Regions from separate parts of the Homo sapiens genome. Here region 1 is linked to region 2. Evidence: chromatin loops called from intact Hi-C (ENCODE). Cell type or tissue: CD4-positive, alpha-beta T cell. All regions are shown on one strand. Each heading gives the region's core, and the rest is flanking DNA. Links, peaks and the distances in the headings are about the cores only.

Region 1 (15,097 bases), core at 5,585-10,584, 460 kb after region 2:
AAACCACCCCCATGATCCAGTCACCTCCCAGCAGGCCCCACCTCCAACACTGGGGATTACAATTTCACATAAGATTTGGGAAGGGACTTAGATTCCTACTAAAAAAGAAATATATATCAATGTATTATAACCCAGTGAAAAGTTAAAACATCAGTTGTAACAAATGCACCACTGTGGTGGAGGGTGTTGATAATGAGAGAAGCTATGCACATGTGGGTAAAAGGGTATATGAGAAATCTCTGAACCTTCCTCTCAATTTTGCTGTGAGCCTAAAACTACTCTAAAAAGTCTTTTAATAAAATGTGTATTTTTATACCACAGAGGATTTATCAGATTCAAAACATTGAATATGATTAAATGATAAGCCTACATTTGAATTCTCATTAAAACCTTTAAGAATAAATAAAAGAAAAATATAAAATCTAATCATCATCAGTAAGGACAAAAGCTTAAAATGATTTTGTTTTTTATATTTTTATAACCTTTCAAGTTTCAGTTGCTTGGCTGTGCAAGAAAATAAGAGCAGCAGTGTTGGGGGCGAACACAATCACCATTGTTGCCTTTGTTAGCCCTTCAAGGTAGCCCAACACATACAGACACCCTGCCCCAACCCCAGCTCACAGACCTTCCTTGTTCCCCAACTGCTTTTGCTCACAATCTCAATTTCATCCTGTTTCTGGCTTAGTGACGCCGACCACTATCCATTTTTTAAAATTTATTTTTTATTTTTTAGAGACAGAATCTCGCTCTATTGCCCAGGCTGGAGTGCAGTGGCATGATCATAGCTCACTTCAGCCTCAAACTCCTGGACTTAAACAGTCTTCCCACCTCAGCCTCCTCAGTAACTGGGACCACAGGTGTGTGCCCCCAAGTCTGGCTAATTAAAAAAAAATTTTTTTTTTTGTAGTGACAAGTGTCTCGCTATTTTGCTGAGGCTGGTCTCAAACTCATGGCTTCAAGCAATCCTCCAGTCACTGAGATTGTGCACCCGGCTACTCTCCACTTCTGATTCTGGGTTCTTGCATGTGCGTGTGGTCCATGGGCCTAGGCACACAGGATGCTCTACTGTTGATTCCAGGTGTAAGAAATTTCCTGTTAAATATCTTGCCCTGAAGGAAGCACCCTCTGCCTTGAGCACCTTACTTCTTCTAAGTGTCTGTAGGATCTGGCAGTAGTGTTTCCCAAAAGTTCTATATATTCCCCACCCTTCTACCCTAACTTCCTTTTTAAACTTTTAATTGAGTTTTTTTCCCCCCAGCTAAATTAAGTACACTTGCTATTTCAGGGACCATTTGTGATGAATCTTTAAAAAATGCCAATAATTTTATCTTACTTTTTTCATTTCTTTTAAAACTGAGCTTAGGTGCCATGGGCCAGACAACTGATCTACTAATACTGGATATCAAACAATATATTGTTTGACTATTTGTCAGCTGCCCCAAAGTTCAGTAATATGTAATGATCTGTAATTCTGCTGAGGCAGAAACTTGAATCTTGTGCCTTTAAAAGTAAAATAGAGGAGAAGGTCTTTGATGAATGTCCAGAACTTTAGTCTCCAGGGTTGGAGCCAAGAATGGGACAAGCCCCTGTCATAAGATTTATCACGGGCCCAGGGAAGGCTGAGAGATTGTGGTACATGAAGAGCCAGGTGTAGGAAGATAAGTCTAGACACAGGGGTGAGGCAGTAGTATGAGGGCCAGAGAAACAGGTCAGTCAAGGCCATAAACCAAAAGCCTTGAAATGGGACATTGGTAAGGTCCTCTGTTCCTCTCTCTATTCTTCCTCCCTCTAACTTCCCCAACTGTACCCAACCTCTTCATCTAGTATTTTCAAATATGGGTTATTTCTCTTTGGATATTTCATTCTCATTTGAATGCTGCATGTCCAAGTATCGACTTCTTTTGGCCTTTGGCATGTATAAGGAATAAGTCCAATGGCTTGTGTGAATTATCCAATATCAGTATAACAAAATATTTTTTCCGGTAACATGCATTGGCATGAAAAGTAGAGATTAACTCTACTTTTCTCTATTAGAAAAGTAGAAAGCCATATTGAGCTGAGGATTCCAGGTGGCTGGATGGGCTTAATTACAAGCTGGATGATATTCTCTTACACTCCATCCCCCAAGGTGGGGATTTCAAGTTTTTGATTCATCAAAATTAGAAATCTGTACATGTCATGGATCTTTGGAGCTACTAGCAAATAGTCAAACAGCAAATTAGCTATGGAATCTAGGTACTTCTAGCTACCTCTGTGGGTGGAATCCATAAAATTGAGTTTTATGCGCTTTACTATGCATAAGAACCTTGACAATTCTTATGCACAGGAAAGTCTGAGACCCCTTCTCCATGTTCCTTCTTGCTTACCCAGACAACTCTTCTTTCCTTATGGTTAATGGCACAATTTTTTTTTTTTTGCCAGCTTTCCAGAATATATTTAGAGCCATCTTTGACGTTTTCTTCTCCCTCATCCCTTGTAAATAATTACTCATTAAATATTGATTTTTTTCTCCCATTCCTACTCCAGCCATAGAGTAACTAGAACAAGCATTTCAGAGTTTTGTATGTAAAATGTGTATCAGTTTTCTGTTGGTACATAAGAAATTACTACAGATTAACTGGATTTTAAGCAACACCTATTTATTAGTTCACAGTTCAGTAGGTGAGAAATCTGGCACAGTGTGGCTGCTTTCTGTTCAATGTATCAGGTATTGGGAGGCTGAAATCCAGGCATCAGCCAGCTGAGTTCTCCTGTAGAGGCTCTAGGGGAAAATTTGCTTCCAAGCTCATTCAGGTTGGTGGAATTTAGTTCTGGCTTCCCTTATACAACTAGTTGGAGAAATTTCTCTCCTTTTAAGGAGCTCATATGATTAAGTAGGCCTATCTAGATATTTGTCCTACCTCAAGATCAACAACCTTAATTACATGTGCAAAATCCCATTACAGCAGTGTCTAGATTAGTGTTTGGTTGAATAATGGGAAGAAGGTTTATGTATATCAGGGGCTGGGGATCTCAGGGGCTGTAATGGTTAATTTTTTGTGCAACTTTACTGGGCCACAGGGTGCCCAGATATGTGGTCAAACATTATTCTGAGTATTTCTTGAGGGTATTTTTGATAGTTTAACATGTAAGTCAATAGACTAAAGTAGATTGCCCTCTCTAATATAGGTGGGCCTCATCCAATCAGTGGAAGGCTTCAATAAAACAAAAGACTGTTTCTCTCTTGTATGAGAGGGAATTTCTTCACCTGAATGCCTTCAGGCTGGAACAATTTTTTTCCTGACTTTAAACTCAAACTGAAACAAACATCAGCTCTTCCTGGTCTCAAGCCTACCAGACTTCAAACTGGAGCTATACCATTGGCCCTGTTTCTCAGATCTTTGAACTTGGACTGCAAATACACCATCATGTCTCCTGGGTTTTCAGTTTCCCAACTACAGATCTTGGGACTCATCAGGCTCCATAGTCATGTGAGCCAGTTCCTTTTAATAAATCTCTGTCTGTTTTTGTCTCTTTCTGTCTGTACATATATGTATATTATGTACATATATGTTCTCTTTTTCTGAAATAGGGGCCTTCTTAGAATTCTGCCTACCATATAAGGGAAACAAAATTCTAAGAGCTTTGTATATATTTCCTCAGTTAAGTCTTTCAACAACCCTATGAAGCAAGTACCATTATTATTTCTATTTTACTGATGAGGAAACTGATAATCAGAGAAGGTGAGTCTTGCTCAAGATTATGTGGGTATTTTCTCATAACACTCTATTACTCATGGAATTCCATGCCTATATTCCTTCAGCTGTCTTCCAAATGGCTTTCCTATCTTCAGAATCTTCCTCCTTTAATTCATCCTATATTTCTTGGCCAGATCAATGTTAATTAAAATTTTTTTTCATTACGTCTCTTTCTGAGGTGTAGAGAATTATACTTCACCATATGTGCTACATGGCATAGCTGCGATGTGTCAGAAATTGAGCTTATTCTCAAATATGAAAATCCATTTAGCTATATTCCTTGGCACAGGTTTTATTATGCTAACTTTGTACTGTAATGGTGTGTGAGGCGGCAGGAGGTGGAGGGGCAATTATAACACAAGTCATGGAGTATGTGCAGATTGTATTTTCCCAAACTCAAAATCTCAGAGGACTTTAATGATAAAAAGTAAGAGTTTTAAAAACAAATTTGATACATTAAAATAAAAATGTAAAAGCTAGCTATTATTTTGTTGCCCATATTCATATGAGAAATGGCAAACAGAATGAATGAATCAAATTGATCTTTAAGAAATGAATAACTTCTAAAGCTTATGTAAGAATACACTACATGAGCAATACATTTGCTCACTCATTTACTCACTCAGTAAATAGTTGTTGAATGCCACTATGTGCCAAGCACCATACCAAGCAAATATGTTTACTTTCTCCAGTGAGGTATTGTAGCAGCTTCCTCAACTGGTTTTCCTGCCTCCTCTCTCACCCTCAATGCCTACCCGAGTCCAGTATCCACGCAATGGCCAGAGTGATTTGGCCAAAATGATTGGCCAAAGATCAATAGAGTGATTGTGATCTGTTTTGATCACTCTGCTGATCAAAACTTTCTAATATATTTTCACTAATTCAGAAGAGGATCAGAATCCCATGGCCCATAATGTGGTCTGAAAGCCCCACTCCACTCTGTATTCAACTCCATCTCCTCCACTGCCCCTTTTACTCCCTCACTTTAGTCAGCACCAACCTCCTTCCCATGTCTCCTGGAAGTTTCTCATGGGCTGCTCATTCTTTCGGCTTAGAAGCTCTTCCCCAGACAACTACCCCTTACTTTACTCAGATCGTCTACACAGATGTCATTTCATCAAAGATGCCTTCTCTGACCACCTGAACCAAAACAGCAACTTCCCCCTACCACCCTCTCCACTTTAGTCTTTTACTTTTCTTCCCAGTACTCAATCACCACCTGATATATAATACATATTTGAATGTATTATAGCTGGCTTGTCATCCCTTCCTCTACTTAGGAGTCAGCTCCTAGAAGCTGCATTTTATCTATTGCATGATTTCAGACTGGAATTATACCTGACACACAGTAGTGTATTCTTACATACTTGCTGAATAAGTGAATGAACAAATGTAAAACCTCGATTTCTTTGAGGCATTTATTTATTTATTTAGAGACAAGATCTCACTCTGTCACCCAGGCTGGAGTGTAGTGGGGCGATCTTGGCTCACTGCAACTTCCACCTCCCAGGTTCAAGCGATTCTCCCACCTCAGCCTCCTGAGTAGCTGGGACTACAGGAGCGTGCCACCACAGCCAGATAATTTTTGTATTTTTAGTAGAGACAGTGTTTTGCCATGTTGCCCAGGCTGGTCTTGAACTCCTGGGCTCAAGTGATCCACCTGCCTTGGTCTCCCAAAGTACTGGGATTATAGGCATGAGGCATCGCTGGATGACACCATTTTATTGACCCTTTTGTAGAGAAATAGTGTGTGTGTTTGTGTTGCGTGAGTGCAGAAGTCTGGGAAGGGTGCTGCACAGCATTGTCCAGCGTTGGGGAGATGTCCCTGGCCCGTGCAATGACTCTTTGTGTCTTCTGATATGTAGATCCTTTGGAAGTATGCCTTTCTAGTAACAGCCATCTTGTCTATGGCTAATAACAGGCTCTTGGGAAATGCTCAAGAAGCTGGCATGATTTTTTTAAAAAAATATATAGTTCTTTTTATTACTGCTATATGCTGGGCACTTTAAATACATGCTGGGCACTATATTTAGCACTTTACATACATCCTTACAACTCTGCAAGATAATCATTAATATTCCCAGTTTACCAGTGAGTAGATGGAAATTAAATAATTAGCTTGAAGTCACTCCACTGGTAAGCAGTACCAGTCATTATTGAAATCCAGATCTATGGAATTTCACAGTCTGTGATACTTACCGAACTAGAAAGCTGCATAATGCTGGACATAATGTTTTGTATCAGATTCTAGTTTCACCACCATGATAGGTGGTGGCAGGTCTCAGACAAGGCTTTAAAATTCCCTTTCTCCTGCTTCTTGTGTCAAGGACACAAGTATCTCTTTATATTCCTTGCCAAGGACAAGAAGATCTCTTCCATGGAGCTTAGAGGTTAAAAGAAAAAAAGTTCTGATAAGGATTCACTTACTGGAAGTAAGAAAAAAATTTTAAATTGCTTTTTCTAATTACAAAAGCAATATATATGTATCATCTCAGGACATTTCTTGGGCTAAATAAAAACCTAAGGCAGCAAATGGGTGGTGGTAGTGGTGTGGTTTTGAGGATGAGAAGAGGTGGTCCAATCCCTTACTTAGATCTTTCTTATGATGTTATAGGGGAGCCAGAGATCACCTCCAAGCTCCCTTTTACCTCTTAATGAGCTCTCCAGTTGTATCTAGAAACCACACTGACACCAGGAAGATTACCAGGAGAAAAGTATACACATTTTATTAGTTTTATGTGCACATGGGGATCTTCACAAGAGAGTGAAGTCTGAAGAAGTGGCCAAAGTAAGATGCTTTTATTCATTTTTTTAGGTAAAGAGAGATAAATTTGAGAAGAAAAGCCATGACAAAGAAAATCTGGTTAAGGTGTTACAGTAGGTAGCTAGTCAGGCATGAGCAGGGCAGGAGAGGGCTCCCCCTCATACACACACACATCAGGAATGTCAGGCAGCCATCAGGTGATGGTCAGGTGGTTGTTAATTGTCTCTCTAAAATAATAGTTGGTCACAGCCGGCACCAGGGAAAGGCAGTCTCCTAATAGAAAACACTTGAACTGTTGATCAGCAGCTTCCCGATAAGATCTTAGGAGTTGGGCAAGTGGGCTCAAGTATGCGCCTGTGGACAGCTCACTCTAAGGGAAGAATCAGGAGAGAAGTAATGCAAAGCCCCAAAAGCAAGACCCCAGAAGTATGCCAACGTATAAAACCCCAGGTCAAAAGGTCAAACTACGCACTAGATCTCTCAAGTCACTGGCTTGGCCCTCTTCCAAGTGTACTTCCTTTCATTCAAAGCTTTTTAATAAACTTCACTTCTGTTCTAATACTTGCCTTGGTCTCTCCTTTTGCCTTATGCCCCTCAGTCGAACTCTTTCTTCTGAGGAGTCAAGAATTGAGGTTGCTGCAGATCTGTAGGAATTCACTGCCTGTAACATACTTTGGGGCCGTGTCTCGGATATGGGCAGCTGCTAACATATTTTGGTGCCCTGTGACTCGAGTTAACTTCCACAGCTCACAAAGGCAGTAACATTTTCTAGGGAGTCACTAGAAGATATATGTAAAAAATCTCCTATATCTCCTAGTGGAAGATAGGGTTACTTCGTTAAGAATGTTTATTCAGGTCCACTGCAGCCTTCAATTCCAAGCCTTTGGTGATAAAGGCTATTTTCTCACCGTGGTAGGGAGAGGATGCCCATCCCAGAGAAATCTTTGTGGCCTGCTGCATCGAAGAGGCAGGTCAGCTTGCCCTTTCTGAAACTACCATTTCTCCAATGTTTTCCGCTCGAAATAATCAATATACCAATTAGGCATATTTTGGAATGGCACACCTTCACTCCTTCAACGTCTTGTCCTGGGTACTTACCGAGATGACCAAATTTGAGTAGGTGTACAGAGTCCTAAGTATATGGAGTTACTTCATTTGTCCCTCTGAAAGATTGCAAATCGGACTAGCAATTCCCAGGGGGAAAATTCTAAGCAGTCAAAAAAGGACTCACAACCCTATTGCCGAGGACTAAAAGTATCAGCCCAATACAAAACATAGAACTCAAATTAAAGGGGAAAAGACTATCATGAGAACAAACAGAAGAGGAATCGGGGCTCCCTTCCCGCTCTTTATTGCCCTTAACACACTGTCTACGCTCCTTGTGCTCTCTATCCCGTTTTTAAATGTCCCTACACTGGTAAAAGCTGTCGCCTCGCTTCATTTCACTACCGCTTCTCCCAGCGTTAGCAGCACCTCCAGGCTCACAGTGCACTTGGTAGGGAGGACAGGTATTTATCCACGCGGCCCAAAGCTGGGTTTCGGTCGCTGGATAACACCTATTATTGACCCTTTTGTAGAGATAGCGTTGCGTGTGTTTGTGTTGCGCGGACGCAGAAATCTGGGAAGGGCGCTGCACAGCGTTTTCCAGCGCTGGGGAGACGCCCCCGGCCCCTTAGTCGCACCTGCCTAGGTGTGCTCGCACGGTGGGACCAGGGTGGGCAACAGATTTCGCCCCGGGCAAGTTCGCACGCGGAGCTCCCAGCGCCGCGGGTCTCGGAGAAGACGCCTGCCTCCCCGCGCATTTCCGGTGACGTGCTGCCGCGCCGCCCAATCAGCGCCCGCAGCCCGCGGGCTTGGGATTCAAACTGCTGCTCCTCCGGCTGGCGGGGATCAGCGCTGGCGCGGCTGCGGCCGCTGCTGCCTACGCGCCATGGAGCATCGCATCGTGGGGCCCGGGCCGTACCGAGCTACCAGGCTGGTGAGTGAGTGTGCTGGGGCCTGGGCGGAGCACCCGGTGCCGCGAGCCCCCACTCAGCGCGCGGACAGAGTGCTTGTCAGTCTTCGCTTCCGCAGGCCAGCGGGGCTCGGGTGTGGAGCATTTCAGCTGGGACTACTGGGGCTGCCTTTTAGTGGACGAGCCTCAAAGAAAGGCTAACGGGGCCCAGAGCTCAGCCGGCCGGGGGTTAGTGCAGCTTTGTCCATGAGATGTTGACTGGGTTCTCGGCAGTAGATGGCGCCTCTCTGTTTAAAGACCCCAAGACCAGGCTGTTCCCTGCCTTTTGTCCTCTGGAATCTAACCGACCCGGTCGGTAACCTGAGGGGCCACCACGTACCCCGTAACGCTCAGCGTTCGCGGCAGTCCAGGCAGGGCGTGTCTCCTTCCTGAGTGACACCTGATGATACCTGACGGGGTATTCGAATAAACGGTGCCCAGAACAGAGGGGCATCGCGCTGGCCGCATTTCCGGCCCCTGGCGTTTCTGTTTCTGTCAGCACCGATCCAGATGAAGAGCTGGCCAGGACAGATGTTTTAGGAGAGTCTTTGCCGACTCTGAGTTCCTGTTTTTTTTTTTTTTTTTTTCTGGGAGAAAAGCTTTGGTATTGAGGTGTACTTGGTCTGCTTTGACTTGGAACAATAAAGGGTGACAGTTTGGTAATGTCTGTGGCAAGTTTTTAGAGGACTTTCTGTGGAAGTGTAATGGTAATTTGGGAGGACAGTAACTTGCTCCTTGGTCTGCCGACCTCTCTGGCCACATTTAACATGGGAATTACTCTCATAGTTCCATGCATTATAATGAATACACAGGAAAAGATGGGAACTAACATCCAAACTCTTACTCAGCTAGACTCATGGAAGAGGTGAGGATGCTGGGATACAGATAATGTAAATAGAGTTTCCTTTTCTTTCCAAAGCCAGCCACACACTATACCAGTAAGTCAAGCCAGAGCTGAGAAGGCCAGCTTCTGGAAGAGAAATCATAGTTGGGGCTGATGGGTCTTTACTTTTTAAATTTGGCTCATAGATCGCTTTGAGAATCTGATGAAGATTAAGGATCTTCTTCACAGAAAACTGCACATGGCACATACTCATGAAATTTTACATGATTTAAGGGGATGGATCGCTTGAGGTCAGGAGTTCGAGACCAGCCTGGCCAACACAGCAAAACCCCGTCTGTACTAAAAATACAAAAATTAGCTGGGCATGGTGGCATGCGCCTATAGTCTCAGCTACTCAGGAGGCTGAGGCAGGAGAATCTCTTGAACCTGGGAGGCAGAGGTTGCAGTGAGCTGAGATCGCGCCATTGCACTCCAGCCTGGGCAACGAGCGAAACTCCATCTCAAAAAAAAAAAAAAATAATAAGGAGATTGGGAGAGTCTGTGACATTGTTTTATTTGGCATAAAGACAAGCATTTTATTTGCTCATCCTTTGGATCAGTAATCTGGGCTAGACTCATGTCAATGGTTCTTTTGTGGAGGTCACTCATGTGCCACAAATAATGTGACTTGGCTATTACTGGATGATGGAAGATGGCTGCTTGACTTGGTCCTGGCTGTTACCTGGGCCAGATATCTCTAACAGGTTATCGGAGGCATCTTCACGTAGTGGTCTCATGGTTCCAACGTAGCTAAAAGGAAGTTTCAGCTTGTGACTTTTTCTTCAAATCTCATTGGTCAAAGCAAGTTAAACAGCTAAATCCAGATTCTAGAAATTCAACTCCACTTCTTGATGGGCAGGGTGGCAAAGCCACAGAGGTGCATGTGGAGAGGATGGGAAGAATCATTGCACTCATCTTTGCGAACACTCTATACAGTATAGACACCAGAATGATCTGGGGTCAAGAATATTGATAAGTCTAACTTTAGGGAGGAAAATAAGGCATTTGATCATTCCCTTCACCAATTTATTTACAGCACTTACACAAGGAAAACATAGCAAGGCTGTGGTTCTTGACGTGACTAGTCTTCATTCTTCCTGCATTAGACTAAAAAAAAAATACCTCATAATTGGAATTGTATTTTAGTCTCATATTCACAGAATTGTATGAGGTACTTCTTTTCATGGATGCAGAGGGTCCATATATAGATAGTGCTGGATTCTTGAGTCACATTAAAATATTATCAAAGGAATTTGTTTAATTAAAAAAAGGTGCTCTCTGCTCTCTAGAAGTCTTCAGTCCCTAACAAATAATATTCAGGCTAAATTTAGGTTGATTAAGTTAAGAAGATAAATGACATGGATAATTAATGAAACAAACACCTCAGTTTCACCAGAATTTCCCAGGTAATCAATTCAGTTCTCAACTTCATAGTGTTTGAGGAACATAATATTAAACTAAGATGTGGAAAACAGAAAACAATAGCCAATTTTTTTTTTCAAAAGTGAGTATTCCTGCTGTCAGTGATTGCAGCCAACATTGAAGATGCTTCTTTCCATTGTAAAGTCTGTAATTGTTTCCCCAGTGTAATTCAGCTGTGACTTAAAGCTTTTGCTAGGTAAATCATATATTTAATAGTTTGAGACTAGTCCTCTTTTTACTTGTTGGACCTAGTTGGCCTTTCCTCCCTCTATCTGCAGCATACAATTTCTCCCTTTTCCCATCATGCTCATTCTAAACTTTCTTCAGGGGAAGCTTGGTAAAAATCTATTGGGATACAAAAACTAGGCCTTTATTTTCTCCTTTCATGGCTCACTTTACTTTCTCAAAGCATGTACAGCTTTAGAAAAAGCTCTTTGGTGCTTTTTCTAAAGCACCAAAGTCTTATTTGAAAATAACATTTTGTGGATTAGGTAAAATGTTATGACAAAAGTCAAATGACAGCCCCAACTCATGATAAATGTGAAGCTAGTTATCCATTTATACATTTTCACTGAAATAACTTTCATCTTTGTAAACTTGGTATAAATAGTTCATTCAAGTAGAGAGAAAAATTTTTTTTCTAGAAACTGCTTAAATCTTTGAACTTATTCTGAGTTATATATATGGTCTGATGCAACTGATAAATTTTAAAAGACATACAGCTTTCATTGAATCTGAGAGTTAGAATGGCAAGATCACACAACGAGGTTGTGGCAAGTGCAAGTAGATCTAGGAGTGGTTGTCACTGAACTCCCAGACCAGTCAGTTTTCTTTATAGCACCGCTATCATAATATTTTTGGTACTAAGAAGAAATGAAATGGAATATCCTGGAGAAAAGAACAGGATGCACAGCAGTAGGTGTATGTCTTATAGTTTGCCTCATCATGTTAAGAAAAAACAATTGTGTGATTTTATTTTTTCCTGAGAAACTAGGGGACTGAAATTAATAAGTAGAGCAAAACAAAAAGTGTTTTAAAATCATAAAACAAATCTGTTTTGTTCCATTTGTTGTAAAGATTCTCTTCAAATATAATGTCATGAAAAAAAAACTCAAGCTCTTTCTTGTTATTTATTGACAGAGGATATTTTGTTTCCAAAAGTGACTGAGAATGGTATATTGTTAGATTATTTAAAGATACTTATTTTTCTTTCTGAGCAGAGTAGCCAAATAACCCCTTAGTTATATTTGGAAATAAGTGGGAACAGAGACCAAAGTGACCTCAGTAGGCTTTAAAAAATCTAAAGTATTTCATATATTAAGGAAATATAACCCATAATGATAAATGCCATTCAAAATCAAAATGAGTAAATTCAAAAGTCTATTTATAAATGCTCTTTTTAAAAGGGGCAATGAGACTTTGATAAAGATGTTTTATTAGACATTTTCTAGTATGAAATAAAAGTCAGTAGCAATAGAGCAGTTAATCCATTCTGAATCCTAATGGATTTTTTTTTCCTGTGTGGGAGAATGCAATGAATTGAAAGCTCATGCTGAAGAGTAAAATTCTGAGAACTGAAAAAAGTTTTCCCTCACAAAAAGAAATGAACTTCACAAAAAGAAATTTTCACGCTGGGTGCGGTGGCTCATGCCTGTGATCTCAGCACTTTGGGAGGCCGAGGCGGGTGGATCACGAGGTCAGGAGATCAAGACCATCCTGGCCAACATGGTGAAACCCCGTCTCAACTAAAAATACAAAAATTAGCTGGGTGTGGTGGCACATGCCTGTAATCCCAGCTACTTGGGAGGCTGAGGCAGGAGAATCACTTGAACCAGGGCGTCGGAGGTTGCAGTCAGCCGAGATCACGCCACTGCACTCCAGCCTGGGCACCAGAGCGAGACTCTGTCTCAAAAAAAATAAAAAAAGAAAGAAGTTTTCACATTCCCTTACAAAGAAGACAGGGGCCTTGTCCTACCAGGGATTTATACTTGGTATTAATTGACTGTAATGACAACTGTATGGTATTACACAGGAACAGATAGTCGCTCAGTGGGATAGAAACAATCAAGAAGTGTGATATGTAAGGTTACTTAATAATATTTCTGTTCATTTAGAAAAGCATGGCATAATTGACTCTTGATATGGTTTGGACGTTTATCCCCTCCAAATCTCATGTTGAAATGTAATCCACAGTGTTGGAGGTGGGGCCTAGTGGAGGTGTTTGGGTCACTGGGGCAGATCACTCATGAATGGCCTGTTGCTGTCCTCATGACAATGAGTGAGTATTCACTCTGAGTTCATGTGCGATCTGATTGTTTAAAAGTGTGGCACCCTGTCCCTCACTCTCTCTTGTTCCCCCCTTGCTGTGTTATGTGCCTCCTTCTGCCTGCTTCCGCTTCACCTTCTGCCTTGAATAAAAGCTTCCTGAGGCCTCACCAGAAACTGAGCAGATGCTGGCACCATGTTTCTTGTACACTCTGCAGAACCGTAAGCTGATTAAACCTCTTTCCTTTATAAATTACCCAGTGTCAGGTATTTCTTTACAGCAACGCAAGAATGGACTAACACAACTCTCCATCCAGAAAAAAATAGAGATCCCCTGCCTCCCACCATATAAAATTCAGTTAAAGGTTTACATATTAAAAAACATACCCTCTAAAATATTAAAAGGAAATTTTGATAAATATTTTAATACCTCAGGATAGGGAAGCTTTCTTAAGAGAATAAACCCTGAACTGATAAAGAAAATAGATAATTATTTCCTTATAAAAACATCAACATCTACAACAAAATCATTGTATAGCTAGAGACTATGTAAAGAAATTGATAGGCTAAGATAAAACATTTGTAACATATAACAAAAAGGTTTAATATTCTATATTCATCAGTACATATTAAATGGGTATACTATATGTCAGGCACTGGTCTTTGTTGTGAGGATATTGAGCTGAACAAAATCGATTAACTTTCCTGACTTCTGTGCCCTTTAAACATTAACAGATTAAACAGTTCTTAAAATTGATTTTAAAAAAGAGATAACCCAATAGAAAAATGGCAAATCTCAGAAGAAGAAATGAATATGACTAAAGGTAAAGATATGAAAATGCAAACAAAATATGGATCTATCATTTCTTTTACATAGATTGGCAGAAATGAAAGAAATGATAACATCTAGTGTAGGCCAAAGTGTAAGGCTTTAGGCTCCCACATTGTTGGTGGAAGTGTGAATTGCTACAACTGATTTAAATATGCTGATACTTTTTAGAAGTCTATCAAAAGTAAACAAAAGCCTTGGTACTTTAGGTTATATAAACAAGTATAACTTGTAACATATTTGTAAAAATTGAACTGGGCAGAACTTGGATGACCATTTGTTAGAAAATGGCAGAATAAATTATGGCACATTCTTAAGAATGGGCTAGATCTGCAGGTATGACGCAGGGAGGTATCTGTTAGGTGCAAAAGCGTGTTTTAGGATAACATATACAACATGATTGATCTCATTTTTTAAAATGGCAAACAACAATAAATGACACACCTACAAAGGAAAAATTCTGTCTATGTGTCTGTATGTGATAGGTATGGAGTAAGACATGCAAACTCTTTTGTGTATACTTCTGTATTTAATTTGTTTGTTTCAATGAGTGTTATTACTTCTGTAATTAAAAGAACAACAGAACTGCTAACCAGACTGGGTCAATTAGTGGATATACCTAGTGATATTTGGAAATATTGGGTCCCAGAGAGCCATGCCTTCATTATGTTTATGTAATGCATAAGGTATTATGCATTAGGTAATTTTAGTTCATGATTATGATTGTTCAACCAACATAAACAAAAATCTTTTTTATTACCCCTTCCCCCGGCCCTACATACTTGATTATGCCTTTTCGGTACAACAATCTAATGATAAATGAAAGCTAGGTATCAGGGCATGTATTAAAAAAATCAATAATCAATGATTAAAAATATGTGAAAATTGTTTAAAGGTATGGTAATATCCATAGGTACTTGGTATAGTGAAATGACTACTTGAAGAAAAGTCCGTAGCACAGGATTCCAGATCTTATTCACAGACTAAGTACCTGAATGACATTTGCTAAGTTGTGTATCCTGCTAAGGTCTTGATTTTGTCCCAAAGATTTTTTCCAGCTCTAGAATAGATTGAACCTTATAATTTAAGAGATATCCTGGACATTTTATATATTATCCTTAAATTTGAGGAACGCATTTTTAACAAAGGACTTTTATAGTCATGATCTCATTTGATCTTACAATAACCTTGTAAAGTGGGTGGA
Region 2 (13,387 bases), core at 8,388-13,387:
GTCCCAGCTGGGTTATGTTGGGATTTAATCTTAGTTACTGGCTTGGCAGCCAGGAAAGGAAGTAGGGGAAGTTGGAGAAGGTGGGAGAAAGGGCTACTGCCTTGTGGCAGCAAGCTTCTGTATCTTCCAGCACAGCAGACATACTAGTTAGACCAGAAGGTCCAGAGGGAGCTGCAGGGGCATCCATCCAGACCCCATCCCATGTTCAGGATCCCAGGTTTCTCTACATTAATAGACCTGCCTATTCTAAATATTAAATGGTCCAATGTCTCTGGAGCTCTGTGACTCTTAACAATTAGCTCTTGAACCTGTGGTTCAACTGAATCTGTCCTATAGGTGATAAAGACCTCTTTGTAAGTTACCATAGAGCCTCTCATACTTAGCTATTAACTGCTTGTTAACAGTCCCATTTCTTGTTTTCCACTTGTAGTGTTTAAGTTAGCAATAACCAGCCAACTCTGCTGTCTCTGCAAGCATTTTCAAATGCCTGTATCACACTTAGCCCCATTATTTCCTTCTATTGGGACAGGGTTCCAAGTCAACACTGGTGAAATTAAGCAATTAAGCTGCAAAGTTATGTCTGGGACTATGAATGCTCCATCTACCAACTAAGGTGGCATCTTCTCAGTCAGGTAATGGATGGGACTGTTCCAATATTATCACCCCAGAAGTAGATGCCAAGATGGGACTAAATGTACAAGACTTTTTATTAGGGAAAACACCTGTGAGAGAAGATAGGGAAGGAGCTGGGAAAGAACTGGTGGACTATCACACTAGGATGCAAGTCTGACCCCAAATGTAAGAGAGCGGGAAAGAAGGTTGTGTGGAAGTGTACCAGACTGCCATGTAGCCTAAGGAAGGCTTGGCAAAGCAATGGGGATGTCCTTGAGCCTGAGCTGGCTATCAGAAGAGTCTTGGGTCTCCTAGAATCTCTATGATGCTCAGTTGCTGAACTGTGAGAAAAGCAAGGTCTTAGCACAAACATAGTGATGGATTTCACAGCATAGCAAGCAGCTGGGGCCCTTGGCCAAGTAAGCTCCCTGTAGTTGGGGGTCTGTGAGGTACATTCTCATAGCAGCAGCATCCTAGCAAGAGGCAGAGCTGGGATTCAAACCAGGTAGTTTGGTTTGAGTCTATACCCTCAACCACCGAACCAGAAGACATGTCTTGGAATTACAAGAGGTCTGAAATAAATCTATCATGCAGAAGATTTGTAAGGAGCCTGGGCCAGACTAGTAGGATCTCTAGGATCCTCTAAGAAGTTTGTATCTCATTCTACAGATAATAATGTGGGGGATACAGGGTGAGGGCACATCACAGTTAATGTATAGGACTATATTCCATATGCATTACATACATGCATGAATAATTTATAGGCCCATGTGTAGCTTTGAGTTCTCTGTGGTATAAAAGGATTAGCAGATTTGAAGACAGATGCAACAAAAAGTGATTCCTGTACTACATATATGATTGCATATACGTATTGCATATATGCAATGCTACATATATGGTAAAGTGGTCCAAAAAGTGCTGACAAAGCATTCATACCTTCCAGGGTATAAAAGTTTGAAAAAAAGGACCAAGACAAATTCATTTTCTATAACTCTTTACAAAATCATACTGTGGTACAAGGCAATCAAAAATTCATTGAATTTTTGCTATTTAAAAAATTTCATTAATTTATTTATTTATGGTTTTGAGATAGGAAGTCTCACCCTGTTTCCTAGGCTGGTCTTGAACTCTTGGGTTCAAGGGATCCTCCTGCCTCGGCCTCCCAAGGTGCTGAGACTACAGGCGTGAGCCACCATGTCTGGCCACTATTTACTACCAGTATTAAAATTTCTACCATTTTTACACAGAGGCACTATTTCCACTTAGGCTGTGTGTCAAATCTGCATTTACAGGCTAAGTGAGGAACTTAGCTACTATTTATAGTATTAATTACATGATAATCTGTGTAAGCTCCCAACAATCATCTTACAAATGAATTCTACAGAATACAACCTTTTTATTATCAAAAGGAAGTTACATGTTTATTAATTAGTATCACAATAAACAGGTATTATTAATACTATTTTATGGATATAGGAATCTAGGCACAAAAATAAAGTTTCCTTGACCCACATAATGAGATAAAATATGAACCCAGAACTAGAGATTACATCAGATTCCTATACACCTATATTCATTAACAGTACAACTCTACAACTGTGGCATAGTCCTACAACAGAATATTAAAACCTAGAGATAAAAAAAAAAATAAAAAAAAATTGGTCCAACTTTCTGTCTGAAGGCAGGAATTATTATTATCTGCTTATTACAGAGAGTGGAGAATTAGTTGGTCAAGGGCAAATCTAAAAATTTAGGAAAACTTCAAATTCAAAGCCTCCAGAAACTCATCAAACTTGCCAGTATTACTTACCCTACTTCAAGAAGACATATATGAAACAGAATGGAGTTTCTGATTTCAGATTGCTCTACTTCCTTACTTTAAGCCAGGAAGCCTAAAAACATAAACTGAACTCAGCAGATGCAACTAAAAATTTGGGACCAGGATGTCTTTAAGTGAGGGACCAGGATGTGTAACTGATGGTTTAGGAAACTATATTTATAGCCTGGTATCATTAAATTTTTGTTCACTTTTTAAAGTAGATTCCAAATATACACATTATACTCTGAAAGCTTTTTAAAGACACAAACTAGCTTTTAGAATTAGACTTTGGGATGCAATTCCAAATGATTTCTTACGTTCCACAGTTCTGAATGAGAACTAATGGTTCTGAATAGTTATGAGATTTAAAAATAAACATAAAAATTTGGATCAATGGGAGAATTTTACTTGTAACTACCTGTTAACATATCAGGGGTCTCTATGTAAACTTCTGAGATTCAAACACTTTACCTACAGGCAACCTGTACCCCACATTATTTCACAAAGGATTGCGATGTCTTCCTACGTGAACATATACAATAATGATAAAGGATATCTGTTCTAGGAAAAGCATATTTAAAAAGAAATGCAAGTATGCAGGTTAGGATGACCGTTAAACGTGCATTTCAAATTTGGCTTGAGCTTCCTGACAAAATTTTCACTATCAAAAAGTGGCTTCCGAAACTATTCTAAGAATCACTTACTAATATATCTTACATGGGACTTTATATAAAGGACACTGAGGCTGGGTGTGGTGGCTCACGCCTGTAATCCAAGCACTTTGGGAGGCTGAGGCAGGAGGATTGTTTGAGGCCAGGAGTTTGAGACCAGCCCTGGCAACACAGCAAGACCCCATCTCTAATAAAATTAAAAAATAAAAAAGTAAAAGGGCACAATATGACACAGAGGACAATACCCTTGACAACATCATATTGCAAATGCAGTTAAAAATTTTTGCATGGTTACTTTAAGCAGTTAGCTTAGGTGAAGGTAGAAGGTCTAAATTAAAATGCTACTTGGTGAAGGCAATCGTGCTAGGGGCTGCTTTTGCAATACAAAGCTTTTACACTGAAGGCTTCTTAAACGTGAATTAGTCTTCCCAATGGGATAGCAATTCTAATTTAATGGCTAGGAGAACCCAGTACAGAAATAAAAAGTTACTTGACATAGCTAAAAATCATATAGGGACAGGCCTAATATTTGATCCTCTAGTTTCAGCCAGAAAGTTTAGGGTCTCTTACGATTTTAGCAGGACTACAACCCAAGGCTTCAGATTTACTGGACATTTTACTCCTCCAAAAGGATGGCTGCTAACTACAGGGAATTAGTTTGCAGCATGTACATGTATGGTGGCATTCTGGAGATTAAGCATTGTAAATATGAAGTCTTGGAGTTAAAAAAGCACACATCCAATTTTCAGTATTATGTCAACAAATATAAACTACCCAAAACAGCAATATATAATCACCTATATTGACTACGCTCAAAAAACACACTGAATTGGTTTTAAAATGGCAATGGCCATGGGTAGCAAGGAATTATCAACAACAGAAGCACCTGCTATCTAATCTTTCTCCCACAATCTGCGTTTGGAATCACAGGCTGGAAAGTATCTAGTGAGGGCATCTAGTCTGCGTATACACTCTTATCCCATTTTCAAAGATCTCTATTTAGATCTCTAGTCTAGCTTGCTCTTATCTTAAATCGTAGCACCTACGGCCTAGGACTAATTCTTTTTATCAATGAAAATGATGAATCACGACTTTCCTGTAAATACTTTTACGAAGTTGGAAATCATTAAGTAACTAGTCTTCTCTCATTAACACGATAACTACAATTATTTTAACCTTTCCCAAAACATCTTACTAATCTTTTAGACCTCTTCCTACTAGGGTATCTCACCACTTTCAAAACATACTTCAACAGTTTGGCACTTTACTATGAGCTTCACAAATATCCAGGATTTAAATTATTTCATAATTCCTTCAAACATTCTCAGTTTTATTTGTAAGCAACAATGCTACATCGTGAAATCAATTATTTAAAACAATGTTCTAGGTATTGGGGTAACCGACCTCATATAGCTTACATTCTAGTGGAAAAAATAGACAGTGAACCAGTAAACAAGGTATCAGATTGAGGTAAAAGCTGTGGAGAAAAAAAATGTTATGGGGGTGGAGAAGCCTTTTGTAATAGGTAGCACTTCATTTGAAACCTCTAGGAAGGCAGTAGCCCTGCAAACATATGAAAAGAACGTTTTAAGCAATTTTTGGCTAATGAAAGTTTAACGAGTAATCTGCTATATATTTATATGCATTCCTTCCAAATTATATAACCTTGTACTGCTCCCTATTGAATTTTATTGTTCTTATTTTGAAGACTAATTCTATCCTTTTTTTTTTTTTTTTTGAGACGGAGTCTCACCCTGTCACCCAGGCTGAAGTGCAGTGGCGCGATCTCGGCTCACTGCAAGCTCCGCCTCCCGGGTTCAAGTGATTCTCCTGCCTCAGCCTCCTGAGTAGCTGGGACTACAGGCACCCACCACCACGCCTGGCTAATTTTTTGTGTTTTTAGTCCACGCCCGGCTAATTTTTTTGTATTTTTAGTAGAGACGGGGTTTCACCATGTTAGCCAGGATGGTCTCGATCTCCTGACCTCTTGATCCACCCACCTTAGCCTCCCAAAGTGCTGGGATTACAGGCGTGAGCCACCGCACCCGGCCTCTATCTTTTATAAGCTTTTCATTATCTCCTTTAATTGGTGTATTCCAAAGTTTGAGACGCATGCCTTCTAATTTAAACAAGCATTTCTTAATAATATTAACTAACAGTTTAGGAGGTGTTTCTGCCAAACAACATTTAATAATGGTTGGAAAAATACTAACTGAAACAACTTATAGGATAGGCCTAAATGAGTTTTCCAGAAAACAATTTGGTCACACTTTGCAGGGAAAATAGGCTGAAACAGGCAGAGTATGACCCATTCAGAAGATGAGGCTAATGGGACCATGAACCACCGATGGGTTGGTCTAATAGCAGTGAAAGAGCCCAACAGAGAATTGAGAGGTTTATAATGTCATGTATGTGGGATGAAGAAGCCGATCAACTGGCAAGGTTGGAGAAAACCTTCCCCAGCACATTGGCTCTCTGAGACATGCTGCCACCACCTGGGCAATAGGCAATTTTGAAGTTTGGGGGGATTTTAGTTATTATCTGTTAACAATTATAGAATCAAAAAACATACTTTCATATTATAAAATCAGCATTTTTTGTCAAGAAAAATGAAAGACAAAAAACGCTGATTTCATAGAATGAAAGCATGTTTTTTGATTCTACAATGGTTTTGTTTTTCGATTAAAAAAGAGCAGAGATTTTGGCCAGATATACTTAAAATTCCTGCTTTATTTTTAAAGTCTCTGGTTCCCTATCTGTAAAATTAGTATAAAAATACAATCCTGTGGTGTTGTTTAGTTTCAGGATTAGTGATAATAAGTGTGAAGCACCTAGCCCAGCACCTGGTACATACTAAGTACTCAATAAGTAACTTTTTTTTTTTTTTTGAGATGGAGTTTTGCTCTTGTTGCCCAGGCTGCCAGGCTGGAGTGCGGTGGCGCGATCTCGGCTCACGGCAACCTCTGCCTCCTGGGTTCAAGCAATTCTCCTGCCTCAGCCTCCCGGGCAGCTGAGATTACAGGCATGCGCCACCATGCCTGGCTAATTTTGTATTTTCAGTAGAGACGGGGTTTCTCCATGTTGGTCAGGCTGATCTCGAACTCCTGACCTCAGGTGATCCACCAGCCTCGGCCTCCCAAAGAGCTGGAATAAGTAGCTTTTTTTTTTTTTTGAGATGGAGTTTCGCTCTTGTTGCCTAGGCAGGAGTGCAATGGCATGATCTCTGTTTGCTGCAACCTCCACCTCCTGGGTTCAAACAATTCTCCTGCCTCAGCCTGCCAAGTAGCTGGGATTACAGGCATGTGCCACCACGCCCAGCTAATTTTTTAATTTTAGTGGAGACGGGTTTCACCAAGTTCATCAGGCTGGTCTCGAACTCCTGACCTCAGGTGATCCACCTGCTTCTGCTTCACAAAGGGCTGGGATTACAGGCATGAGCCAATGTGCCTGGCCACAATAAGTAGCTTTAAAAAAAATTATTCTTCTGTATAAACTTTCAAATATCACTAAAATCTGATTATGCTAAAAAAAAAAAAATCACTGCCTGGGCACAGTGGCTCAGGCCTGTAATCCCAGCACTTTGGGAGGCTGAGGCGGGCAAATCACCCGACATCAGGAGTTTGAGACCAGCCTGTCCAATATGGTAAAAACCCATCCCTACAAAAAATACAAAAATTAGCTGGGCATGATGGTGCACGCCTGTAGTCCCAACTACTCGGGAGGCTGAGGCAGGAGAATCACTTGAACCTGGGAGGTGGAGGCTGCAGTGAGCTGAGATCGCACTACTGCACTCTAGCCTGGGCAAGAGAGCGAGACTCTGCCTCAAAATAAATAAATAAATAAAAATAAATAAATATTACATAAATGTGCCTATTAAGAAATGTTTTGCATTATGTTTCAATGGAAGTAAAAAACCTCACAAAATAAAATTTAGGGAAGAAACCAATTCCATCAAAGTAAGATGCAGGTAAGAGAACTCTCAAAGTCTTTTAGACACACTCAATTGTTATTATTAAACTATATTATTATCTTAATATTATCTGAATCTTATTCTGGTTTCACTACTTACAACTTTGACATGGGTTAGAATGAGATATAATTTTGCACCAATCAAGGGAAAAATACTTTTTAAGAAAAAAAATGGCATGGGACTGCCACAGGACTTCCATTCTCAATAGACAAAAGAATTTTATAAGGCTCTACTTATAAAATATAATTGCAATAGAGTACACTAGTGCTGAAGAGGCTGGTGGTGTGATATACTACACAGGAATTATCTTATGCAAAGGCAGGCCCTATTTCATTAACAGCATCAGGTTTAGTTAGTTTGGCTAAACTTACATGAATAATATTTTATTTCTTAAAAGTAAATAAAGCAGACCTTATTTCCTTGTTATTCTAAATTCGTATTCTGACAGACATTTGAGAGAATAAAAACCTGATTAAGGATCTTTTCAAACAAAGAAATAAGATCTTGTCCTGGAACAGTGGCTCACACCTGTAGTGCCAGCACTTTGAAAGACAAAGGCAGGAGGATCACTTCAGGCAAGGAGTTTGGGACCAGCCTGGGCAACAGAGTGAAACCCTGCCTCTAGAAAAAAATTTTTAAAAATTAGTTGGGCATAGTGGCATGCATCTGTAGTCCCAGCTACTCTAGAGGCTGAGGTGGGAGGATCGCTTGAGCCCAGGCAGTCAAGGCTGCAGTGAGCAGTGATGGACCCACTGCACCCCAGCGTGGGTGACTTAGTGAGACCCTGTCTCAAAAAAAAAAAAAAAAAAAATCACTGAAACTCATTCTCTCTAGTTGGGCTTGACTTAGAACTGAATACATTAAGCAGAAAATTAACACTGGTCATAGGTTTAAAAAATAATGAGTATGCTAAGCTGGGCATGGTGGCTTGTGGCTGTAGTCCCAGCTATTCAGAAGGTGAGGAGTGAGGATCCCTTGAGCCCAGGAGTTCGAAGAGGCAGTGGGCTATGATCGCACCACTGCATTCCAGCTGGGCCAGAGCAAGACCGTGTTTAAAAAAAAAAAAAAAAAAAAAGGCCAGGCGCGGTGGTGGCTCACGCCTGTAATCCCAGCACTTTGGGAGGCCGAGGCGGGTGGATCACGAGGTCAAGAAATCGAGACCATCCTGGCCAAATGGTGAAACCCCATCTATACTAAAAATACAAAAATTAGCTGGGCGTGGTGATGCCCGCCTGTAGTCCCAAGTACTCAGAAGGCTGAGGCAGGAGAATCGCTTGAACCTGGGAGGTGGAGGGTGCAGTGAGCCAAGATCGCAGCACTGCACTCCAGCCCTGGTGACAGAGACTCCGTCTCAAAATTAAAAAAAAAAAAAAAAAAAAAGACCTTAAGAAAACTTGCAATAATGTTTCTATCAAATACCTTACTATGCTATTTATTTAAGAAAAATGACCAAATCCAGTCCAATTTACAGATTTTAAAGCTGAAAGGGCATTGGAGATTGCCTAGTATGCTTTCCACATATCTAAGTGGAAACACACTCAGAGTGATTTATCAGAGTATACATAACATTACTGTACCACAACTGTGAATCTCAGTTCACGAGCTCAGACTTCTCTTTATGGAAAGTAGTTCACAGTATTTGAATCAATCCTGACACCACCTTTAGTTAAGGCAATGCAGACTGCAGTAAGGAGCTCCACTGTGGCAACCCCTATGCTGTTCCTGGTCTTGCAGACTGTCCTGTAACTTGAAGCTAGATGAGCAAACTTAGATTGTAAAGGCATGGTCTAGATCAGCAGTCTCCAACCTTAATGGCATCCAGGACTGGTTTCGTGGAAAACAATTTTTCCATGGACGGGGATGGGGGATGCTTTCAGGATGAAGCTGTTCCACCTCAGATCATCAGGCATTAGATTATCATAAGGAGCGCACAACCTAGATCCCTCGCACATGCAGTTCACATTACGGTTCGCACCATGAGAATCTAATGATGCTGCTGATCTGACAGGAGGCGGAACTTAGACGGAAATGCTCACTCACCCATCGCTCACCTCCTGCTGTGCGGCCCCGTTCCTAACAGGCTGCAAACCAGGTACCAGTCCGTCGTTGGGGACCCCTGGTCTAGATTACAGCTAAAGAACTACAAAGGCTTTCTCTTTATATGCCCTTCCTTCCTGCCCAAGACTTCTGGGCTTTTAACTAGGGATGCAGCACTGCAAGTATCCGGAGGCAGTAACTGGGAAAACCACCTATCATGATTAAAATAAAACACGCATTGGCCTCTGGAACGAAGGATGTTAAAATAATACATTCTGCCCACATCTTGGATTCAAGACTTGGGGAAGTTTTAGAAAAATCAGTTATCTCAAGTAAGTATTCAGTGCACACAATCCAGTGACTGAGTCTACTTTTTCTGGCTACTAAGGTACAGGCTAGGCCTAAGCAGCATAGGCTTTGAAACTATCATCCAGGTTTTCAAATAAAAAGGAGTAAGAAAACAACTGCTGGTAATACAACATTACAAACATTAACATATGCCCAACGAACAGTATCGTAGATCGTTAGATTATCTGCCAAAAGCCTGTTCCCTGGTAAATAACAGTTATTGTTGTTTTACCTAAACTAGTTAAACATGTCGCAGCTTGCTCCTGAAAGAGAACATTCTATAGTCTTTGGAGAATCAGTGAAGAGGTCTTGCAACATTTGTCAGAGGTAGTCAAACAGTGCAAGCAATCACAAAATTTGGTCACCAACCAAACCAGATTAGCTAATCTTTCAGTTCCTGTAGATTAGAAGACAATATTAACTCACCCTTTCTGCATGTTGACTTTTGCATCCCTTTATTTGTGTATTGAAAGAACAAGCACCTCTATGGGAACTCTATGCCCTGACAGTTTAATTACTTATCAAGTTTACTCTGGGCCGGTATTGATCATTCTTTCGTGAAACGAATTAGATACTTAAATTAAAAACAAACAACAAAACCCCCCTTTTCACATAGCATGGCGGCATGTCCCTTGGTAACAAGGTTGAGTGGATCCACCAAGGCCCAGTAGCTTGCCTCCTTTTCGTAAGGATGTAACTATTGTCCAACCAGAAGAGAGAGGCATGGAGTGGGATGTGCACCAGGATGAACTCGCCGGAATCGTCAAGAGTCGTTGTGTGACCCTCACCTTGACTTCGGGCGTTTTGTGGGGACCCAACTGCTTTCTTGCCGCTGCTCTTTGGTCTGAGTTTCCCTCAGCCAAACACTTCACCCACCCATGACCCTCCAACTGTCCCGCTACAGCAGGGGATGGGGGTTGTCTTCCGATCGACCTCGGGGGGCAAAGGCAAAAGTCCCTAGCTGCTTCGGAACCGCTCCTCGAGTCCTGAAGCCGCTCCACGCCTCCTCGCCCACCACTTGGTCCCCGCAGGACGTGGCAGTCTCGGGCTCCAGCCTGGAAAGGAGCCCGCCCGGGTGCCGTCACCCGCCCCGCGCGGCCTCACCTGCCGCTCCCCGGAAATCTCAGCGCTGCCCTGCCCCCGCCCCCACCCTCCCGCGTCCTCCAACTCGAGGTCCCAAGACCCACACAGCAATGGCGCAGCCGGAAACTGGGCCCTAGACTTACTCACGCCCGGCTGGCGGCTCGGGTCGCCTGTGGGCGGGACGCAAAGGCCGCGACTTCCGCCTTCCTGCTTCCGGTCTGGCGGTGAGTGGGGAGTGGGATCCGATCCCGTGGGGCTATGTAGGGGAAGTTGGTGGCTGCAGCTGCCGTGGTTTTCTCCTGGTGTCCAGCAGAAACGGCGGCGGCGCAAGGTGTGGCTGGGCCAACCCAGGATCTCCCAGGACCCTCCGCTCTGCGCGACAAGGGGCCCGCGCTTGCCAAGGCCGACGGGCAGGAGTGAACGTGGCCTCCGTGGGTCTGCAGCCCCGATAGGGTAAGGAGGGAAGAGTGAGCAAGGGAGAAACGTAAGGAATAAGGGAAAGACAAAGGAGGAAGTGCGGACGGCCGTCAAGTGCTACCCGTTGCAGCCGCAGGGGCCACGCGGGTCTGGTTGGGAGATCGAGCCTGGTCGATCCGTTTTGGGCGGAAGAGTAGGATTTATTCCTGAAAGTGTGGAGGCGCGAGCGTTTGGGTCCGAAGTTGAGTTGCAGGGAGATGTGTGGCCTGTGGACCATGGCTCTTTTACTGCAAAGTTCTTTTGCTTATTTCTGAAACTTACATTGTTTATTCGCTACTGGGCTGGAGAAGGTGAAGGCAGATCGATCTCAGTAGTACCTAATTCTAACTGTATGGGTGAGGTCGTATGAAGTCCAGGAGCTAAGATATTTAACGTATTAGGCACTTTCATGTGTGTTCAGTTGAAAATCGTGGGGAAGATATAATTAAAACTAGTCACAGTTTTCTTGGGGTAATGGGACTGTGGGTGAATTACTATAATTTGTTTGGTTATGTCTTCTAATTTTTTAAGTAAAGGACACAAATTGTATGATGGACCCAAAAAAACCTTTATAAAGAGTAAGATGAGCTGTTTGATTTTGTAGTGGTGTACCTAATCCAGTAAATAAATGAGTGGCAACATTTTTAGTATAAAAATTGAAAATCTAGGAACGGATACGCTGTGTAAGTCAGTCAGTGAGCCAACTTGTCTCCCGTATGTCAATGAACTAAAAAAATTTTATTATTGAAATAAGTAACTTAGTAAAATACTTGATTTCCAGTAATTAGGATTTTCTTACAGGGCATTTGCAATTGTAAATTCAAATGAGGAAGAAACGTATTAAGTTACTATACCGGATAGGCAATTTTAGATGTCATATAGGTTGCATATATACAATATAGAAATTTTCCATTTAAAATTTTATTACAATTATCCTGAAATTGTGACTTAAATTTTGTTTTATTTTTTGTATTCTTTCCAACTAGCCAATTGTACAGAATTTAAACCGTCTCTCAGATGTGTACAGTAGAACTCAAGAAGACAGACTACCAAGGGTCATCTGAAGTCGTGATTGGGTCACTAATAACACCAGGACAAAGTTAAGGGATCACTACTCAAGCATAAGGTAGATGATTTTTTTAAAAAAATTCCAGTTGAAATTGTAAGTGGATGTATATACACTCATTCCCTACCCAGGTATTCTAATTCTCCACTTTGAATAGCGGTTGACACAAACATGAAAGGGAGAAAAGCCTCTGGGGCAAAATAGAAAACGTCACTCAAGTCACATAATCCTCATTTGCCAGTTGCCTTTTCCTTACACTCAAAAAGGAACAAAACACATGGCATCTGTTAAGGCTACTTTCTCATTTATTAAATTAGGCTTATTCCAACAGAGGTCCTCAAAGCTGAAAGGGCATAAAATAGCACAGTACTTTTTGCTTCTTTGGCATATTAATGCGATGTCATGACTCCCTTACCCTCTCCTTCCCATTCGGGGAAATAGTCATCTCTCCTTCTCTGCGAGCATTTCACATGCTCTGTTGCTTGTCCTTTTCAAACACCAAATTTGCTGATTTGTATTTTTGTTAATTAGTAATACTAAGGATATGTCAAAAAATGACAAACTGTATTCAGCTGTTTCCTGGAATGACCACAGAAAACTCAAGATTTTTATAAAAGCCTCCTCCTAAATAAAGTTTGTCTTGAATATAGGAGGCATGTGAGAATGCATAGTCCTTATGACAGAGTCACATGGCTTTTTTAAATCTTCTATAACTTTACCTCTTTGAAGTGTCACTATTCTGGCTGTACTAGATGAATTACTTTTTCCTAACCAGAGATACTAGTCCTTATTACAATAGTACTAAGTTGTACTTTTTAAAAAAGCAAACTGAGTGATAATGGAATCCTGAGTTAACTGGTTGTGTGAGGAAACTTTTTCAAAATTTGATTAACCACATAGTCTTTTCTCCTGTTTTTTTCCTCTGTGTTCTCCACCCGCCTCCCCCAGCCCCAGTTTTCATAAGACTGCTGTGAAGATGTTTGATATAAAGGCTTGGGCTGAGTATGTTGTGGAATGGGCTGCAAAGGACCCCTATGGCTTCCTTACAACCGTTATTTTGGCCCTTACTCCACTGTTCCTAGCAAGTGCTGTACTGTCTTGGAAATTGGCCAAGATGATTGAGGCCAGGGAGAAGGAGCAAAAGAAGAAGCAAAAACGCCAAGAAAACATTGCAAAAGCTAAACGACTAAAAAAGGATTGAAGGACTGAACAGGCTTTGCAACCAGAGGAAAATCATTTGGAAAATTACACAGCTTTGGAAGAATCCACTAAAGTTTCTTCTTTGGATTTCTTGACAGTATGATTTAGTAAATGAAATTTGACCA

What was found. Peaks named below come from ENCODE experiments on the same cell type or tissue, not always from the same donor. Only the 100,000 strongest peaks of a DNase experiment are listed, where the experiment ranks them.
Region 1: a loop joins it to region 2, with 3 times the contacts of the local background. A loop is called at or near these places in 4 of 110 quality-filtered maps.

What each region holds. Positions count from the first base shown.
Region 1 is chr5:60,693,428-60,708,524 of GRCh38, reverse strand. DEPDC1B (DEP domain containing 1B) reads left to right here and starts at 8,359. Exons shown (of 11, transcript NM_018369.3): 1 at 8,359-8,479. The coding sequence starts at 8,432. It overlaps LOC124900982 (a long non-coding RNA gene), which reads right to left and starts at 8,285. Exons shown (of 2, transcript XR_007058779.1): 1 at 8,184-8,285; 2 at 6,438-6,871. In CD4-positive, alpha-beta T cell, for the core only: no CTCF peak of the experiment used is centred there; a DNase peak (open chromatin) is centred at 8,364; H3K4me3 peaks cover 1,845 bases; H3K27ac peaks cover 338 bases.
Region 2 is chr5:61,159,823-61,173,209 of GRCh38, reverse strand. SMIM15 (small integral membrane protein 15) reads left to right here and starts at 10,742. Exons shown (of 3, transcript NM_001048249.4): 1 at 10,742-10,993; 2 at 11,983-12,122; 3 at 13,011-13,387. The coding sequence starts at 13,039. The coding sequence ends at 13,263. SMIM15-AS1 (SMIM15 antisense RNA 1) reads right to left here and starts at 10,894. Exons shown (of 4, transcript NR_109908.1): 1 at 10,684-10,894. RefSeq lists enhancers at 10,054-10,113, 10,154-10,253, 10,784-11,043, 11,114-11,193, 10,679-11,575 and a silencer at 10,494-10,603. In CD4-positive, alpha-beta T cell, for the core only: no CTCF peak of the experiment used is centred there; a DNase peak (open chromatin) is centred at 10,689; H3K4me3 peaks cover 1,989 bases; H3K27ac peaks cover 1,395 bases.